Linked DNA regions of Homo sapiens: regions 1 and 2 are each linked to region 3. The links are chromatin contacts, found by Hi-C or POLR2A ChIA-PET in ENCODE. All regions are on one chromosome and are shown on one strand. The core of a region is the stretch at or near the end of the contact, and the rest is flanking DNA. Distances in the headings are between cores, read along the strand shown. Region 1 holds the start of FAAP100 (FA core complex associated protein 100). Region 2 holds the start of CCDC40 (coiled-coil domain 40 molecular ruler complex subunit). Region 3 holds the start of BAIAP2-DT (BAIAP2 divergent transcript).

Evidence for each region. A loop is a pair of places that touch in the nucleus more often than their neighbours do. ChIA-PET counts read pairs that join two places held with the same protein, here RNA polymerase II (POLR2A). Pooled maps may share reads with other maps.
Region 1: a loop to region 3 is called in a pooled map, with 19 times the contacts of the local background. The contact joins the promoter of FAAP100 here to the promoter of BAIAP2-DT in region 3. A Hi-C loop is called at or near these places in 6 of 50 pooled maps.
Region 2: a loop to region 3 is called in a pooled map, with 13 times the contacts of the local background. The contact joins the promoter of CCDC40 here to the promoter of BAIAP2-DT in region 3. A Hi-C loop is called at or near these places in 5 of 50 pooled maps. POLR2A ChIA-PET finds 5 or more read pairs at or near these places in 2 of 52 experiments (H1 and activated T-cell).

Annotation. Positions count from the first base shown.
Region 1 is chr17:81,551,099-81,553,798 of GRCh38, reverse strand. It overlaps FAAP100 (FA core complex associated protein 100), which reads left to right and starts at 1,446. Exons shown (of 9, transcript NM_025161.6): 1 at 1,446-1,633; 2 at 1,747-1,871; 3 at 2,596-2,700. The coding sequence starts at 1,469. It overlaps LOC124904085 (a long non-coding RNA gene), which reads right to left and starts at 1,440. Exons shown (of 2, transcript XR_007065947.1): 1 at 1,293-1,440; 2 at 1-757. RefSeq lists enhancers at 1-390, 920-1,039 and silencers at 440-509, 520-599, 1,180-1,339, 1,480-1,719, 1,780-1,879.
Region 2 is chr17:80,035,076-80,038,054 of GRCh38, reverse strand. CCDC40 (coiled-coil domain 40 molecular ruler complex subunit) reads right to left here and starts at 1,413. Exons shown (of 20, transcript NM_017950.4): 1 at 1,364-1,413. The coding sequence starts at 1,392. TBC1D16 (TBC1 domain family member 16) reads left to right here and starts at 2,183. Exons shown (of 12, transcript NM_019020.4): 1 at 2,183-2,260. RefSeq lists enhancers at 611-905, 1,805-1,924 and a silencer at 2,115-2,184.
Region 3 is chr17:81,033,302-81,036,420 of GRCh38, reverse strand. BAIAP2-DT (BAIAP2 divergent transcript) reads left to right here and starts at 1,702. Exons shown (of 2, transcript NR_026857.1): 1 at 1,702-1,856; 2 at 3,023-3,119. BAIAP2 (BAR/IMD domain containing adaptor protein 2) reads right to left here and starts at 1,270. Exons shown (of 14, transcript NM_001144888.2): 1 at 1,113-1,270. The coding sequence starts at 1,166. RefSeq lists an enhancer at 458-1,453 and a silencer at 1,325-1,634.

The DNA of each region.
Region 1 (2,700 bases), core at 197-2,696, 520 kb before region 3:
TGATCATTTCCTCTAGGACAGTCTTGGCATGTTACCATCCGTATGGAAGAGATGGCCTGGGAGGACTGGATGGGGTTGGTGTGTGTGAGCGAGTGACTCACAAGGCTTCAGAGGGTTAAAACTAGCAGTCAGAAGACCTGCGGATTCCTGTGGGGAAATTCGGTCAGAAGACCAGCGGAGGATCCCTGTGGGGAAATTCACAACGATGCGGCATCTGACTTCCTGACTCTGAAGGCCAAATGAGATGCACCTGGCCCTCCTCTCCCCACTCCCCAGCATCAAAGACAGCATTTCCAGCCCAAACACCTTCAGAGCAGCCCTGGCGAGAAGAGAGGAGCAAGGAACTGACTCCAGGTGCCGCACTTGAGTCTGTCTAACCCAACATTCAGAATCAGACATCCCCGTTGCCTTGGGGTCAGTCCCCACCCCAACCTCAAAGGGGGGCGGTCAGGATGTCTGCAAGTGGTGCTTTGTGCTCCAGCAGGTGCACCCGGACTCCACGATGTCTGCCTAACTTCCAAGCCCAGTTTTGCAGCCCTGCCCCTAGATTCTCCCTCGAGGGTGTCTGGCCTTAGCGCTCTTCAGATTGGCTTCTTAAACGGAGGGAGGCGGGCCGGGGGCGGGGTTCCTTGGTCATTTACTTGTGAATGGTGTGCCTGGTTTCCGCTCTCTTCCGGGCATGGAGCAGGTGTCCGTACTGCAGGCCCCTCCACGGGCGTTCTCTGGTCAGTACTTCTCTCCTGGAGGAAGTGGAGAGCTGCCAGGAGGGAGAGGGTGGAGGTATCTTGCCCTGGCTCACAGTCATTTTCTTGTCCTCTGCCCCCAACCCAGAAACCCCATTGGTGTACTCCCTGTCCCCACGTGTTCAGCCACGGAGGGAGGGACGCACTTCCACCTAAGCTGGCTCACTCCGCTGGGCCCTGAACGCGGGGGCGGCCGGGGCGGCTCGCAGAGCACAGGGCAGAGACCCATCCCTAGGACGACAAGAGCCGGCGCTGCCCCACCCCGACCCCGGCTGGAGTGCGCTCCGGCAGGACCCAGCTGCTCTCCGAGAGCCCAGAGAATCGAGGCGTTTACGCAAAAGCCCGAGTAGCTGAGCGCTTGCTCCGGGGAGACGCCCCGCCCAAGAGCAACCTCTGCTCGGCCAGGACCCGCTTCCCCACCCTGGGGAACCCGTGCAGCAGCCGGGGCCATGAAGCCGCCGAGGGCTCCCACCAGCCCGGCCGGGTCAACCTCGACCTGCGGCACGGTGCCGCGGCCCCTAGGAAGGCTCCCCTGCTCCCCGTGGGTACCAGCGACCGCCCCAGCTCCCGGAGTCCCTGCAGCGCGTCCTTTCCGGCCCGCCCCCGGCACCGCCGACCGCTTTACGGCGGAGGTCGCGCCGCACAGCGGGCTGCCGTAAAGCGCTCCGAGGCGGAGCCGCCGCCGCGCGGCCGGGGCTTCTCACTCTGACGGGCCCGCGCGCACGATGGCCGGCGCCGCGCCGCGGGTCCGCTACCTGGCGGGCTTCTGCTGCCCTCTCGGGGGCCTGGCGGCGGGCAAGCCCCGCGTGCTGTGCCATGAGGCAGAGGTCTTCCTGTCCACCGGGAGCGAGCTCGTCTACGTGTACGACCAGGAGGGCGGGCTGCTGACCGTGAGCGCCGGCCCGCGGGGGCGGGAGGGACCGGGCGGGGGCGGCGGTTCGCGTGAAAATGAAGACCGCGGGCCCGCGCGTCGCGTCGGCCTGACCCGCGCCCCGGTCCGCAGGCGGCGTTCCGGTTCCCCGACCAGGTGTGGCACCTGGAGCTGCTGGCGCCGCGCAGGTTGCTGTACGCGCTGTGCGCCCGGAGGGGCCTCTACTGCCTGTCGCTGGACCACCCGGGCAGGAGCAGGTGAGGGCGGGCCCGCGGCCTCCCTCCCGCACACTCCTGCTGCCCCCGGACTGCTTCAGAGCGAGCAGCCCCACCTCATCGCGCTTGGGGACCCGGGCTGCCGCCAGCTCTGAAGCCTCGGCCGCCATCCCTGCCCGATTATCTGGAGCCCCTGCCCCCAGCACTCTTTCTGCAAGTGTCTTGCTCACAGTCCTTAGTAAGTGGGGTTCACATGGTTAAGCCCACGGCGGGGCGCGGGATCCTGTCCTTTGGGCCCTGGTGGCCCGGTGCTGTCTGGTGAGACACGCCCCCGAGGTTGGGTCTTTATTGGAGGGAGGAGACAGCAAAGGCACCGTGACCCCGAGTCAGTGATCAGTGGACACCATCTGGGTTGGAAGGAAGCGAGCTCCGGGCAGCCAGGCCTGTCTTCAGTGCAGAGCCAGCAGCTGCTGACCGCGGCCCAGGCTGTAGAGGGGGCAGCCTGTGCACTTTGCAGCCTGGGCCTCAGCCTGACGGTTCTATGCTGACAGGTGTCGGTTCACGCTGGTTTTGGATGCCTGGTACTTCTTGTCAAGAGTATCCTTCGTGGGGAAGGTGGGAGGCCATGTGGCAGATGGACTGCTGAGCGGCCTTGGGGGTCACTGCGGGAACCCCTGAGCCAGACTACTCCATGCCAGGTTATTGTGAAGAGAACGTGGGAATCCCACCCTGCCCAGGCCTGACCAGTGCGTCCCTGTTCTCAAAGGTCTACGAGCCAGGATGACAGGGACAGCGAGGACGGTGACCAGCCTTCCCCCGTGATCCCTGTGGACCCCGATGCCTGCATCCTTCCCGATGCTGCGCTGTGCGC
Region 2 (2,979 bases), core at 164-2,663, 1.0 Mb after region 3:
TGAATTCTGCACATCTGTTTATTTACTTGTTACTTCTCTGCCACCCCCAGGCTGTTGTCACGTCTTTGTCCTGTTTGTCAGGAACCATAGCACTATATCATGCCTGTCAGGTGGCGGAGATGCCACAAAAGCAAAGCTCCATGAATGAATGAAAAATATAATTATTAAAACATCGAAGGAACAGCAGGATTAGATCACCCCAGAAAAGTCACCTCAAATATAACTTGTGTCTGGGACAAAACTGGGGAAAAGAAATACAACGTAGAGAAAGTAGCGCGATCAGAGTAAGTGTTCTGGGGACTCTGAGTTTCTCCACGATTTACGTAGCACAGGAATATATATATATATATATATATATGTATATCTTTTTTAAAAAATTAAAGATTCAAGCTATTTTTATCTGTCAAAGGAATATAGATATGTTCAAAGAGACAGACAGTGACAGTTCCCTGTGATCTTCCCTTTCCTTCCCAAGATAATCATTGATAACATTTAGGACCACATTCTTTCAACATTTTTCTATGTTTTAAACACACACACACACCCTGAATTAGAGATCATAGTATACCTACCCTTTTACATTTATGCCTATCGTTTTATTAATAATACCTTTAGTCTTTCCATGTCAATACATACAGACCCACCTTTAAAAAAATGAAACAATACCGATGTGTCTAAGGTAAAAAGGCCAAACTCTTTCCAATCGTTTCTATCCTTTTAAACAGAGCCTAAGCGAGCAGAGGCCCGGTGGCAGGGATCTTCACTCAGCCGCCCTCCCTGTGCGCGCTCAGTGCTTCCACCCAGGCCCCAGGACGGTGACCGCGGACTATCGCGGGCCGCCTAACCGCAGGGACCCCTCCCATCGCGGGTCACCCCCAAGCCTGCGAGAGGGGATCTGTCCTTGCAGGAGGGAGGCGCGGGGCCGGGCTGGTCTCCGGCCACAGCGAGTGGCCCCGGAGCAAGGTCAGGGGCGGTATCCAACAGCCCCGCGCCCTGCAGAGCCCTCTACTCTTAGGAGGACTGCGCGCAGGGACCGCCACGCAGAGTGGTTGCCATGGTGACTGCAGAGTGAGCGGTCCCGGGTTTTAGAGGGAGTCGCGCGCTTGGAGTAGGGGAAAGAGGGAGGCCGAGAGAGGACAAAGGGACAGGAGGGGAGAAGTGAGAAGGGTTGGCGGGGGGGTGAGGGGCTGAACGCAGTGGACGGGAAAGGCCAGCAAAATGGCGAGAGAAGGGACACAGGCGAGAGGAAGGGGGAGTGGAGGCGAAGGGGCGAGGCAGGAGCCGACGCGGGGGCCACCTGGAGCGGTGAACGGAGAGCGCGGCCTGGCGACTCCAAGACCCGCTGCCCCTCGGCCCGGCTTACCGGCCCGCCGCGCCGCCCGGTTCCGCCATTTCCCGTTGCTAGGCGACGCTGTCAACATCCGGCCGGGCCGGGACCACGCGCGCTGCGAGGGCGGGGGCCGCCGGGGGCGGCGCGGCCTTTGTGCCATCTCCACGCACGCAGAGGCGCGCGCCGTCTCGACGTGTCGTCCCTTAGACTGTAATGATTAGAGCACGACCATGCTTTTCCTTTATCGCTCTCTGCGCCCGGGTCCCGCCTCGGCTGCGCTCAATTTCTGTAAAGCGACAGCGGCGTCAGCGTGTGCCCAGCGGGCGGCTCGAGGTCCCGAAGGGACCTGCCGGGCACCTGGGGACCCCGGACTGCTAAGCGCCCGGGAATGGCAGGCGGGCTGGGGGCACCGGGGGCCGGGGACCCCGCGCATGGCGAGCGCTTTTCCATCTCCTGCCCTAGGGGGCTCCGGTGCCCTTCTCCAGGGGTCCTACGGAGACTCCTTGCATGGACGCCCGGGGGGTCTTCCGGAGCGTATCTTCCCTTCCTAGTCCGAAATAGGAGAAATCTCCCTGCAGAGGGCGGCAGCGGAGGGCCAGCGCGCACGCGGAGCGTCCGAGGAGCCCTGCCTTTCCTTTGGGGACGCCAGGCTCGGGACGGGGCACAGTCCCCGAGGCCGGGACGCGGCGAGGCCTGAGGGAGGGCCAGCAGGGAACTAGAGGCTTGGGCCCAGGGCTGGGCCAGAAGGTGGGCGGGGAGACCGGCGGGGGCAGGCAGGGGCCGGGCCGGGGGCGGGCCCGGGGGCGGGCCGGGGGCCGGGCCTCCCCGCGCGTCCCCGCCCCGCCGCGCCTCACTGGCGGCGGCAGCGGCGGAGGCGACGGTGGCGGCTCTCGGAGCCGGCGCGAATCCGGCCCCCGCAGCGGGACCCGGGTGGGTATCGGGGCCCGGACGGGGCCGCGGGGGCGGGGTCCGAGGGGTCCACCGCGCAGCGAGCAGCGCCCCCTCGGCGGAGCTGGGGCGGGGGCGCGCGGGGCGCGTGGGGCGCGTGGGCCTGCAGCCGCGGGACCGGGGAGGGGCCGGGGTCCGGCCGCCGTCCTCGGGGTGCGGGGCGCCAGCAGGAGCGGGAGCGTTGTGGGAGGACCTGGATCACGGAGGGGCACCTGGGGACTTTTCCCCGCGGCGAGTGAGGGCGCCCGGGCCCGGAATGGGCCTAATTCGGGGAGACTGGTCCCCGCCTGTCTGGAGCGGTGGACCGGGGAACTTGCGGTCTTTGTCTGGCTGAATCGGCGGAGCAGACGGATGAGAACTTGTGGGGTGCCGGCGCGCGCCCACACAGCCTCCAAAGTGTGCGTCCCCCCAGCAGCGCGCGCTCAGCTTTCCCGGCCTGTCGGGCTTGGTGGTCTGGGCTGTTTAAGATCCGCGTGTCGGGATACTCACTTCCGTTCCGCCTGGGCTCCCTTGTTCTTTCCTTTGGGAAAAAAAAAAAAAGAAAAAGAAAGAAAGAACGAAAGGAAGGAAAGAAAAAAAGGAAAGGCAACTGAAGATTGCTAAACATAACCTAGGGGATCCTGCCGGAAGCCGCTGAATCCTGAAATCCTGTGATTCCCACACTCGGAAGCTGGTGTCGTATATTGGCCACAAAGTAGTTC
Region 3 (3,119 bases), core at 453-2,952:
TCAGAAACAGTTACTCTGCCGGGCAGGGTGCAAGCCGGTTAGGAAACATGAACCAGCGACTGCCGGGTAAATACCCACTCCACTCATCGCCCAGCCTGTCACTGAACCTGCAGACAGTTTTGAAACAAAGCACATCTGTAAGAGATCGCCCAGGACCCAGGGACACCCAGAGCAGGGGTTTCTCCTCTGAGAAAATGCTCCCCGGCAGCTGCCGGGCTCAGGCGTGGGGGTCTGGACCGAGAACGGATGCTGAAGAAAGAGAAAACCAAGGGCCTGTTTGTCGGTATCCCAGCCACAAAAACGACTGGGGAGGGGGCGGCAGGGGAGGCTTCCAGCGGTGCTCTGCGGCCCTTGGATGTGAACCTGTCATTTCGCAGACGAGAACGTGGATGCCACTCTTAACACATCTGAAGCAAAGGCAGGCACGTCAGCCTCCTACACAATTAGTCTTCTCTCTCCGCGGTTACATAAGATGATAGATTATCCGTCCACCCATCCAGCCTGCCCGCGCTCCGACCTCCCACCTTAGGCCCCAGCATGGGCGCCGGGCAGGAGTTGTGGGAAGGGAAAGCCTGTTGAGAATGAAGTGCCCGAGGCTCGCGCAACCGCGCCTGGAGGAGCCCCACGGTGCCACCGCGCCGACCGCGGCCTTCAGACAGCCCCCATGCCGTCCTGGCCGCCGCAACCCCTGGGCCCGCCGCCCCCGCCGCCCCGGCCCTGCCCGGGTGTGCTACGACCCCGACCGGTCCGAGGGCTTCCGGGGCCCGGCGCGCGGCTCCGTTCCCGCCGACGCCAAGGCGAGCGCGCGGGGGCCGAGCAGGGCCGTCGGAGCGGGGAGTGCTCCCCGGGCCTGGGGCTGGGGACTGACCGGGCCGCGGCGCGCATGGGATGGGGGGGCCCGGGCGGGGGTGGCCACCTGTGAGCGGCCGGCGCCGGGCTCACCACCCCAGCAGCCCGGGTCCCGGGTGGCCGCGCCGGGAAGACCCCCAAAGTCCCAGCCTCCTGGCCCGGCGCGCGGCCCCGGGGCCGCCCTGGTCGGGCTCGGGCGCGCGGGCGGCGCGCGACCCAGGCGCACACGGAGCGGGCTCAGCTCGGCGCCGGGGGGCGCTCACCTTATAGACATTTTCCGTGAGCCGGTGCATCTCCTCTGAGCGAGACAGAGACATGGTCCTGGGTCCCGGCTGCACCACAGACCGGAGCGGGGGACGCAAGCGGCGGCAGCAGCGGCGGTAACGGCAGCAGGACGGAGACGAAAGCGGACCCGAACCACAGAGCCCGGCGTCCGGCGGCGGCCACCTTTATAGCCGCCTCAGGCCCCGCCCCGCGGCAGTCCCCGCCCCTGCGTCCCGCCCCCGTTGCGCCCGCATCACCGCCCCCGACCACCCGCCCCCGCCCGGCGCTGCCGCTGCTAGGCAACCGCCAGGCCCCGCCCCCGCACCGCCCTTTCCATTGGTGGGTTCCGGAGAAGGGGGAGGGGGGCGGGATCGGAGGTGGGGCCTAGTGGCCGACTCCAGGCAGCGATTGGTCTGCGGCGGCGTCGATCCTGGGGGAGGAGAGGGGAGGCGCGGCGCGGGCTGGGGCCCTGGGAGCAGCCTGAGGGGGCCCGGGCAACAGCCGGGCTGGGGGCGGGGAGGCGGGGGCGGGGTGGCGCAGGAAGAAGGAGCAGAAGGTGCGGGGAGGAGAGCGGGGGGCGCCGGCGGCAGCGCGCGTGGAGGCGGCACTTCGCGAAGTGGCACTTCGGGGCGGGCGGCCCGCCGGGTCGCGGCCTGGCGCTGCGGGGCGGGGAGCGGCTCGGACGCAGGACGCCGCGGGCCGGGCTTACAGGTGGGAGAGGCCCCGACCCCGCCGCTTCGCAGGTAAGCCCGCCGGGCGGGCGGCGACCCCCCGGCCGGCCCCTCGGGGCAGAGAGGAGAACCCTGGGGGAGGGGGTGCTGCAGGAGGACCCTGGAGAGAGCTCGGCCCTGGAGTGGGGGACGACTTGGAGAAGGAGGATTTCGGGGGAGCATCGTGAGGAGAGGACTTGGAGGGAGGATCCTGCAGAAGGTGAACTCTGGGGAGGACCCCAGACAGGCAGACAGCGCTTGGGGGCTTGGGGCCGGGATTCTGGAGAGGGGAGGACCCTGGGAGAGGAGGGTTGGGGAAGAGGATCTTGGAGGAGGGCCCTGGGAAGGAGGATCTGGAGAGGGGACAGGGGAGTGTCCTGCTGGAAGGCCTGGGGACAGGGCGACCCTTAGGGACGGGGAGGACCCTCCTGCCGTCAGAAGATTCTCGTTGGAGGCAGTTTACTGAGAGAGAGAGGTCTCGGGAAGGAAGGGTCGAGGGCAGTAGGAAACGAGGGGCCCGGAGGACTCTCATGCGGTGGAAAGCCCTAGGGGGTGGGGGAACCTTGTAGGAGGAATGGAGGAGTCAGAGCTGCCTCCAATTTTTAGGAAGGGTCCTGCTTAAGGGTCCTCCCAAGGGGAGATTCTGCCGGGGAAGCTGGCCGAGTTGGCACACAGGTCTCCCGGTACAATTCCCGTGGAGAAATATTTACATAAATTAGGCTAACATAGAGGAATTATTTGTTTTACGTTGTGAAACACCAGATCTGAGCGTTTCCGTTTAATGAAACCTCTCAGTCTCCCAGCCTCCCATCCCTGCAAAATCATTCATTCATTCATTCCTTCAACGAGTCAGGCCCCTGGGGGAGACGCAGTTGTGCTGGCTGGCCGGCAGATCCCCAGACTGGCACGGGCTCAGGCCGATGGAAAGACCAGGGAAGTAAGATTCAGGAAGCATTGCCTCCCTCCCACCACAGCCCCGCGCCTCCTCTCCTCCGGCTGAATTTCCTTCCAGCTACTGGCCCTGGCTGCTTCCTTTTTCTTTATTGTCTCCAGTGTTTGGGGGTAGATCCCTGTGTATTTATTTTCTAGGATTCTTTTGGTGGTAAATGACAGAAAGCTCGCTCAAACTGGCCCTAACAAATGAGGGCATTTACCTGAAGGTAGGAGCATCTCCACTGACCCTGACCCCCTTCTTCTAGGCCAGCTTCCTGCTGTGTTCCCTGCACCCACCGATCTCACACGCAGCCCTAGGACAGACGTCCACTGGCCTGAGTTGGGTCTGGGGCCAACACGGAG